Linked DNA regions of Homo sapiens: region 2 is linked to region 1. Evidence: chromatin loops called from intact Hi-C (ENCODE). Cell type or tissue: B cell. All regions are shown on one strand.

Evidence for each region. Hi-C counts contacts between places; a loop is a spot of excess contacts. Peaks named below come from ENCODE experiments on the same cell type or tissue, not always from the same donor. Only the 100,000 strongest peaks of a DNase experiment are listed, where the experiment ranks them.
Region 2: a loop joins it to region 1, with 2.9 times the contacts of the local background. A loop is called at or near these places in 1 of 110 quality-filtered maps.

The regions. Positions count from the first base shown.
Region 1 is chr7:121,178,098-121,183,097 of GRCh38, forward strand. The region is part of intron 16 of CPED1 (cadherin like and PC-esterase domain containing 1); the gene reads left to right. LOC124901735 (a long non-coding RNA gene) reads right to left here. Exons shown (of 3, transcript XR_007060494.1): 3 at 1-2,567. Among named protein-coding and RNA genes, the nearest start is that of WNT16, 150 kb to the right of the region's middle. RefSeq lists enhancers at 894-1,053, 2,423-2,652. In B cell, no CTCF peak of the experiment used is centred here; DNase peaks (open chromatin) are centred at 1,064 and 2,554; H3K4me3 peaks cover 4,875 bases; H3K27ac peaks cover 5,000 bases.
Region 2 is chr7:121,383,415-121,388,414 of GRCh38, forward strand. All of the region lies in intron 1 of FAM3C (FAM3 metabolism regulating signaling molecule C), which reads right to left. Among named protein-coding and RNA genes, the nearest start is that of FAM3C, 10 kb to the right of the region's middle. RefSeq lists a silencer at 1,886-2,083. In B cell, no CTCF peak of the experiment used is centred here; a DNase peak (open chromatin) is centred at 2,517; H3K4me3 peaks cover 1,769 bases; H3K27ac peaks cover 5,000 bases.

The DNA of each region.
Region 1 (5,000 bases):
AGGACCTAGTAGCAGAGAGGACCTCACCCTCACTTTTTGGCATGCAGCCTCTGAGGAGGGGGCAATGAACCACCAACTGGTGAAAAGAGGAGAAATGACAGTAAGGAATATTGGGAAAACAGCATCAGAGACAACACCACTGAATGAAAAAGCATCTAAAAGTTGCCCATCCTGACTTCCTTGAGGAATGGGTATTTAACTAGAAATTAAATTTCTTTTCAGAGAAAGAAAGTTACATTTTACACACCAAGTTTGTGGTCTTTGAAACTTGCACCTATTATACACATGCGTATTTTTGTTGTTGTTCTTGTTGTTGTTATGGTGAAGGGCATTAACTCTGTGCTGTAATGTAGAGGTAAACAGGGAATGGGGGACAGCTTGATGAGAAAGATCCACTTCAAGTACAATTGACGATGAATCATATGAATCTTAAACGTGGACAAAAAAGTTGTGCAGACAGGTGGTAAGGACTGTGCAAGATGTGACAGCCTACACTACAATGGCAAAGTACATGTGTCCCAAATTAAAATTGGAGGAATGGAATGCCAGGAGTGACAGAACCAAAGCAGTCAATCATGATGGAAGCATTTGAACTTAGATGACTGAGGGTGAATGGTGCCTCCAAAAATACACAGGGAAAGCAAGAAGAGCTGACCTTGTAGAGAATATGCTAATGTTCGCAGGACAAGTTGAATTTTTAAGGTACAGGTAGGTCATGTAGCAGGGTTGTCAGGCAACTAAATTGAAACCTGAAGGGGAATGTTGAGACCGGGATTGGAGATGCAGGTGTCAATGGTATAAATGTGATAACTTTGTGAAGCCAGGTGAGACTACCTAAAGAACAGGATGCAGCAAAGAGGTCCAAGGAGACAATCTATATTTAGAAGGTAGGAGAAAGTTTGGAGCCAGCACATACAGCAGAAAAACAAGGTCAGAGATATGGGAGGAGAACAAAGCTGTACCGTGTTTTGGAAACCAAAAGTGAAAGATGTTTCAAAATGGAGTGATCAGTGAAGTCAGGCCCTGAAGGAAAATGATGGGGTATGGGTGTTAGGACTATGAGCCAACCTGTTGGCCTAGTCATTTAGAAGGTTAGAGACCTTAAGATGAACTGTTCCCCTAGAATGGTGAGGGCAGACGCTAGGCTGCAAGCCTAAGAAATTAATAGCTGTGGAATTAGTAGCTGTGGATATAGATATACTCTGTAAGAAGTTTGGCACTGAATGAAATACAGAGTGATGGTTGGAGTAAGTCAAGCAAAGCATGTCAGGAAGTATCCAACTTAACATAGACCTTTATATCCTAGTGTATACATGTAATAAATTTAAAGGGTAGGGAGGATTATTCTGAAGATAAATTTATTCCCCAGACCTTGCTGAAGTACTATCACAATAGTGTGCAGAATGGAACGTTTCTGGCATATTCTTCTAAGCAGAAACAGAAGTTTTTTTCATGTGTCTATACCTTTAAGCCTTTAATTATGAAAATCACTTTATTTTGTTCATATTCTCATTTGATTTTCTATTGTTTACATGAATTGAAATGTGTTCAAATGTTTAAGATTTAGGATGAATAACAGCTCAATGGTAATGACTTATAAACCCAACATAACAGTTTATAGTTAGCTTCTTAGTCAACATGTATTAAAGGTCATTGTTCCTTAGCCTTGCCCCAAAGTAGTAAGGGAAGTAGTACATTTTAATTAGTATAAGACAAAGACAAATAAATTATATTGCTTTGATAGTCTGAAGTTTTGTTAGTAACCATTTAATGTTTTAAATTATTCACAATTTATAATACCTTGCAGTTTTTTAAGGGAAAAAAATGAAACTAACAATGATTGCACTGTGTTCTGTGATACACACTGGGATCTAAAATTTCACATTTAAAGTATAAAACTGATTTACTGTTATGTTTTTCTTTTTATTGTATGACTTTCACAAAGTACACATCATTTGACTATTCTCTCAGTGAATGAGATTGCTTGGATTTTCAGAATCTTGGAATAGTATCACATGGTGGTCCCAAAGACCAGATGATAGGTAGCTTTCTTCCTGACAAATTCCCAACACTTGGGCAAACTGCAAGAGATGTGTGTGATGATTCTTAAAGTGACTCATTATATTTTCATGTGAGTAGATTATCGCACTGCAGGAGAGACAAGTGTTTTCAGCTGATGGCCTATTTTACCTTTTTCCTATGTTTTAAAAGGTAACACACAAATGGATTCCGAAGATTTTAGAAATATATTTTTTCTTGGAAAATATCAACAATGAAATAAAAATAGACTTTTAATGTGGTAGCTAATTTGATTTTCTTTAAAAAAATTCTGAGGCTCTTAGTTTTTCTGCATTATCCTTTGAAGCCAATGGGACAATAATATCCTGAAATAATTATTTTAATACATCATGGAATTCATGACAAAATCTAGAATTACGTGATACATTATCTGTACACTCTTGTCTCCAGGGTTCTCTCAGTGGGTCACACCTTGGCACACACTTTCTGTTCTTCTTTCATATACTATTATTAGCCCGAGATTTTCATGCTCCATCAATTTTTCTTTGCTACACAATGGAGAAGAGAAGAGAGAACAGGAAGAGACTTAAATGCACCCTTTATGACAGGAACAGAACATGATTTTTAGATGATCTACCTATAGGCTTTAAAATTAATACCTCACCTCCAATACTTCCAGCGTAGCCTGAGACATGGAAGGTGGTTACTTTTAAAACTAAAAGTAATGTTCTTAGTTACTTTTAGGACTAATGTGATGATTAGCTGGGACATGTCTTAGCATTCTCTGACAGGATCGGATCAGGGTGGTCAGCCAGGGTTGAAACTGTGACTGTATGACATTTGATTTGGGCTTCATTTCATCTCTAAATGGACTTGAGGCTTTTTCACAAAATAATATTTTAAACTATAATTTTTCCATCATGTTCAAGAAATAGTCAACAGTAAGGGTTCTACTGTACTCAAGGAAACTGTATGAGATGAAGTGTGATGATTCTTAAATGGATTTATTGTGTTTTTGTGTGAGAGATGATCATACTGCAGGAGAAACAATGGTGTTCAGCTGAGCTTGTTTTATATATTTGTAAAAGGTGAATGGTTTCCCCAGTTTGCTTGACATGCAAGTATATTCTTCAGACAGTCTGTAAGGTTTACAAGCATTTCACTCACCATCTAAGAATAAAGAATATTCCACGCAGAGGGAACAATACAAAAAATACCCTGTAACTTGAAGTTTCCAGTAGCTAAAATTTTGAAATATTTACTTATCAGTTGGTAAAGAATGACTGTCCCCAGGAAAATTAAATCATATTAGAATCTCAATTGTTTTTTGGATGGAATTAAAGATATTTGTTTGAAATACATTTCTCAAAAAATATTGCTGTGATCTGTACATAAATACGTTATTGATTTTTAAAGATGTTTAAAAAATTTATATGTCAGCAAGATACCATAAAAATTCCTCTTTAATTTTCTAAGAGATGGTCATCATTTCTTAACCAAAATATCACCTTGACTAATATTAAAAGTTTGCAAATATTGTTGTTTGCATGAATAGATTTCTAACATTTTAGTCAACCTTTAGTAAAATTGTTAAAACCTATATCATCCATAAGTATGAGAAAGGTTCAATTATTAAGTTCCTTTTACAAATAAGAAAAATAAAACAACACAGAGTGGTTGAGTGACTTTCCACAGGTCACACACCTAGTTCCTGGCAAGGCTGGCATATTATTGTCAGATAACTCTAAATCAAGGAATATTAGATGCATATTAATTGGGCATATTGTAGTCTTACAACTTTTAATATGGTTCTGAGTTAGATATTCTTAGAGGAAACTAGTACCTGGAAATTTAAAAGTCACGTTTATTCCAAAATGAACCTGGGAAACTAGGGGGACATTTGTGTCTATATCAGCTGTCACACAAGCTTACTTCCCTCATAAAACTTTTTGTGCCCCAAACCCTTCTAACATGTTGCATATTTCTGTTATTTTAGACAATAAGAATCAATAAAAACCACTATAAAAGCTATGGTAACATTAGAATATGTCAGCCCGTGCTAAATACTTCAATTCGATGAGAGCTTTTTTTTTTTTTTTTAGTTTTAATGATGTTACATTTCCAGAAAAAAATACATATAAAATTCATAGAAATTGTGCCAGAAGAGTTAGTAGACCATGTTAAGGTATTTTTTACTGCATTAAAAACAGACTAGCTCTTAGCAAAATTAAAGAAGTTCACTTAATAGAGACAGTAACTGGTAATAGTAGGAGTGATGTGGCATTTCAGCAACCTGCCTGCCTGCCTTCCTTCCTTTCATTCCTTCCCTTCCTTCCTTCTTTTCTTCCCTTTCTTTCTTTATTTCTTCCTTTCTTTCCTCCTTCTTTGCCTCCCTCTCTTCCTCCCTCCCTTTTTCTCTCCCTCCTATCCCCTTTTCATTTCTCCTTGTTATTATTTGTTCTGTAGTTATTGAATGTCATTATGTTTCTAAGGCTGAGACTTCTATTTTAACTGATGTTCAGTGTAGCTTGAAATGACATGCCACAGAGGAATAATGCTGGTCAGATTGTAAGTTCTATAGTCAGCTACCCAGTCTGGGTTTAGATTCTAGTCCTCCGCTTGCTATTGGGATTACTTTGGGCAAGTTGCTTACCTTGTCTCTGTGATGGAGATCATACTGCCTACTTCACTGTGTCATTGCGAACATTAATTAGATAAGACAAGCTTCTATGTAGCTTGAGGACCACTGTGCCTGGTACATGGAAGGTGTCTGAAATATTAGTTTCCTCCTTTTTTTCCTCACTCCCCTTTATGCTAGCATTTTTTTCTTCAAAAACTTATTCCTATTTATTATCCTGAGTTCCTATCTTTGTCTTTTCAAAGAAAAAAAAAACTCAGTTTTGTTTACAAAGCCTTGCAAAAATGTATGAATCATCCAAGAAACTGCAGTTATTAATAGTTAGATAATTCATAGTAATTAT
Region 2 (5,000 bases), 210 kb after region 1:
CTGGAATTGAGGTCAGCTGGCTCACTCCAGTACATGATGCCACTTCATTTTTGATATGACATAATTCAAGTGCCACTACCATAAGCATTTACAGCAAGGGCTTCCGATTTCAATACCAGGGACCTCTTCATGTTTTTCGATTTAAGTTTGTAAAATAATATGTTAAGAAGTACAGAACTGCAATTTTAAATATCCCAGCAATTATCATGATTGACAGAGTAATGTTAATACATCAAATGGATCAACTGTTCTTTGATATTACTGTAAGATCAACAGGAAACAGATGCTGGAAAAAAATCTGTATGTGCATGGGTGTTTTCCTCCTAAGAAATAACTCAAAATAGGTGACATTTTGAAAAGAAAATGAAAAAATAAGTAAGTTTAATAAGAAAGCCACATTCAAGTTTAGCTGGAGAGCTTCCACAGTCAACTCAACCTATTGTAAAGGAATGGAATTCAAAAGGAAATTTTGATGGATGAATCCCATTTGCCAGCAGTACATATCTATTTTAGATTGTATTTTGATATTTATGTTTCAATATTGTTGCCTGATCTAGTAATTCACAGAATGTGTCAAGAAAATAGTAATAATGGCACATCTCTGAAGGACACTGAAAAGAAGTGAGACATGCACTTTTTTTATTCACTGGACTAGGCAGGTGGGCTTCAGCAGGGTTCTGGGGGGCGGGGGAGTCTGGACAGCTCCCAAAAGTCCAATGCTCTTAGGCTAGCTCTCTTTCTTCTGCACAACATACCCTAAAGAAAAAACAACACTTAAACTGAGTTGTGTGTCATTGATTTCCTTTGTTAATTATCTGAACAGCTTCCACGTAATAGAAAAAGTCAATGTTATATATCTATTTCAACTACCTAGCCACAGGCTAGGAAAATACTAAAAGGAAACAAGATACTGAAGTATCCACAAACCATCACATAAAAGCAGAAAAAAACCTCCGCTTTTTAAATGAAAACCCCAACTGGTTATAAATCCTCTGTTGGCTTCTGGCAAAACTGAACTCAGCTTTCATAACATATACATGCTTTTCCTGCCAGCTAATTTTCCAAAATAACTTCACTCTTATCTGAGTGTGACCTAGGAAAATTTCTTTGAAAGTGTGATAAGCAGTTACGCACCAGGTACTTGATGTTCTATTTCACTGTTTCCATGGCCTGCTCAGGCCACACCTTGCAGTGGATGCTGCATGTACCTGCCACCCATTTGTATCTCCCAACAAACCTGTTTCTAAACTCATCCCTAAGACCACAATATAAGCAATGATGATTGTCTAGCTGAATACAACTGTTTTCCATTAAAATGTCTCAGAGAATTCACATTTAGTAAAATTTCTAAATTAAAATCTCATCAAATTAAATCTCAGCCATAACATGCCTCAATTAATTTCCTTAAGAAGCAAATTAATGATTCAAGAATCTACATCAGGATAGGAGTATTGAATATATTTGAGAGCAAATCAAGGAGCATCTATGTATGATGATAATGTGCTAATTCTAAATCATTCCTATTTGTCTTCTTAGAGGGGGCATGTAAAAGCAAAGAAAATATTTACATACAATTATCTTGTATGGGTGAGGGAAGCAAAAACTTAATGGAAACTTCAGGCTGAAAACCATCAATAATTAAACAAGGATTGAACAGGTCCAGAGAAAAGGAGCACAATAGTAAAGGGAGAAAAAGGCCTTTGCTAGAAATTCAGAACTCTAAATCTAGAGGCAACAGGCGAAAGGGCTTATATATAAGTATGTTCATTAAAAGGTAGAAATATAGATATTAGAGCCACTTACCAAAACCAGAAAATGAGTCACAGAAGGATATTTTTAGGATGGAAAAAAAACCCCAAAACTCAACTTAGTACATTTATACATTTGCTCCAAAAAGTGTTACATAGGCCAAAATTTGTTTTAGTGTTTTTGATAAATATATGTCACTGAACCAAATCCAGTTGCTAATATGTAAGGTTCATAATCACCTGAGATTCAACAGCAAGGACAGCCACCACAATGTCGCTGGACAATGAAACACTGCAGCTGGAAAGAGCGCCTGAACTAGGGCCTCAGATGGACGTACTAAACTTCTTTACATGGTTGACAATTTAAACATTCCTTTGGCCCCACTATCTACTCTGATCTAATTTAGTGAAGTTTTATTACTCAGGTAGAAATCAAGCTACTATGTGAATAAGGAGTCATTGTTCTAGAATAAATTAACTTCAGGAACAACAGAGTAAAATCAAAGGTCAAGTGATACTTCCATTATTTCCTTGGGAAGTGGACTAAATCACATAAACCACAGAAACATCACTCTATATTGACAAAATTGTCATAAAAAATTATTTACCAGGAGGGGGATTTCTTGCCAGTTAACATAAACCAAGTATGAATACATACTTATGTCAGTGCAATTCACACACACCCTTATTTTATGTAATCTTCCCACCAGCCTCTAGTTGCTGGGGGCATTAAAACAGCAGCATATATGAGATCAGGGGATTTCTCTAGGGTCACATGAAGGGTAAGTAAGAAGCTCACGCTACAAACAAATCCACTTCCTTTTCACTCCAGCTGTTCACTGACACACTCTAATATAAGAGGCTTGTTGACAAAATGTCATGCCAATCAACTTGGCTTTTGCAAACTGCTTTGGGAATTGCTACAAACTACCCACTCCAGCAATTCAACAGTATGGCAAAATGACTAAGCTTGGGTATTGGAACCCCTCCTTGAAATGGAAATGATACAAGAAAATTAAACGTACAAATACACCCTTTGATGTACCTACTTAATATTAACAAACAGCACTTAATTAAACCACAGGAAAATACCACAAGTTATCCTCTACAAATAGAGAAACTATCATTCAATTCAATCCTACTTCAACTCAGTGCTGGACAAATGACAATTTTAACCCAACCAACTTAGAAAGTTCCCATGATTCTAATAATAAGGGATTCTAATAAGTAAGGGAGAATTCGCCTTCTTTGCCTATCTTTAAACTGAGACAATGCCTTCAGACTCAGACCAGACTATACCATTCATTCTCCTGGACTGTCAGAGCTTGCCAACTTGTCAGATCTTGGACTTCTCAGCATTCATAATCTCATGAGCCAATCCCTTATAATAAACATATACACACACACACACAAACACGCACATACAAATCATATACCTGTATATAAATGAAGCTATCTCCACATGTATTATAAGGAATATATGTCTATATATCTAGAGCTATATCTATACATACACACACACACGCACACATATATATATATATATATATGTAATTGGTTCTGTTTTTCTATAGAACTCAGACTAATACAGACCCCCTCAAGAACAGAATGTAAAAAATTAAATTTTTATCCCCAGAGCATTTAAAGTAAAAGAGAAAAATGAGATAATACTAAAATCAAAAGAATGCTACAACTCAAAGAGTCACTAGGGTAGGTTACTCCGATGTTGCATTTACAAACAAAAGCATGGTATTTTTTAAAAAATACTGTGTTTGCTATAAATAACTACTTTTATGTGAGTAAAACAGGGCAACTGTTGGCAAACTCTTTCTATAAAAGGGCCAGATGGTAAATATTTTTAGGCTTTATGGACCATACAATCTCTACTGCAATTACGCCACTCTGCAGTTGTAGCTAGAAAGCAACCATAGCCAACATGTGAACGAATGAGTCTAATTATATTCTAATAAAGCTTTCTTTATAGACACTGAAATTTAAATTTCATAAAATGTTCATGTGTCACAAAATTATTCTTTTGATTTTTTTTCAACCCACTTAAAAATGTGAAAACCAGTTTTGGCTTGTGGGCCATACAGGCCTAGGGGTTGTACTTTGTCAACCCCTAATAAAAAGAAATAAAAATATAAAATTTAAAAATAAAGGAATAAACATCTTTCCCAACCAGGCTCTAACAGTCCAACTTTTTTTGCTGGGCTACGTGTAGGACATACAACTTCCACATGGCTTTGACAGGTCCTCTTAGAAGTACTACTACAGATGTAGGACAGATGAAACAATCCTAATTTCTGTGCTCCACACGTGTTCATCAAACATTTTCATAATCTGCTCTCCACAGAAAGAAGCATAATTCCATGAGAAACAACAGAATGGATCCTCTTCAAAAGGAAGAAAAAAGTCCTTCCCATCCTGTAGATGAAGCTATCCATCTATAGCAAAGGTGGAAACAAATCTAGATGCTGTTATGTTTCCAAACCAATCCCAGGAAATGTAAAGAAACCAATAAAAATTAATCTCACTATATTACACTTCAGTAACTATAAAAATTATGTTCTTGGGAAAAAACTTACATTACTATTTCCTTTATGTGGGTGTTTATATGGGATTATTTTTATGATAGGTTTAAAAAAAGAGTGAAGTAAATGTGCATCTAATGCTTAACAAACTTCTAAAATTCCAAATATTTAGCTTTAAAAAACCTTGTCTTTAATAACAAGTTATTACTATTGCACATGCAGACGGCTGTCAAGTACCCTGTCTCCCCTGAATGCAACTATACACACATCTTTGCAAAGCTGGCTACATTTTTGAAATAACAAAATGGAAAGGAATAAGATGACTGCATTCATTTGAAAAAATATTAACATTTAAAAACTCAGTAGGATATCTGAGCTGCTATCATTGTGTTAGAAATATTGTAAATTTAACAAAATTTGGTGTTTTTAACACTAAAGGCTTGAAAGAAAAATCTAGTTACTAACTTGAGAAAGTATTTAATACTAGCAGGATACCGAATCCTAGAAGGTACACTCTTTTAAAAGAAACCACCATTTTAACACACACACACACACACACACACACTCACACACTCCTGTTGTACAGCTTCAGAGGTGGGTATGACTTGATCACAAATAAAGGGAGATTTTTACATGACTACCAGCAACTAGAAAAGTATCCCAGATTTTTAAAGAATCAAGCTAAACTCACATTTTGAAAAGGGAAAAAAAGGAACAA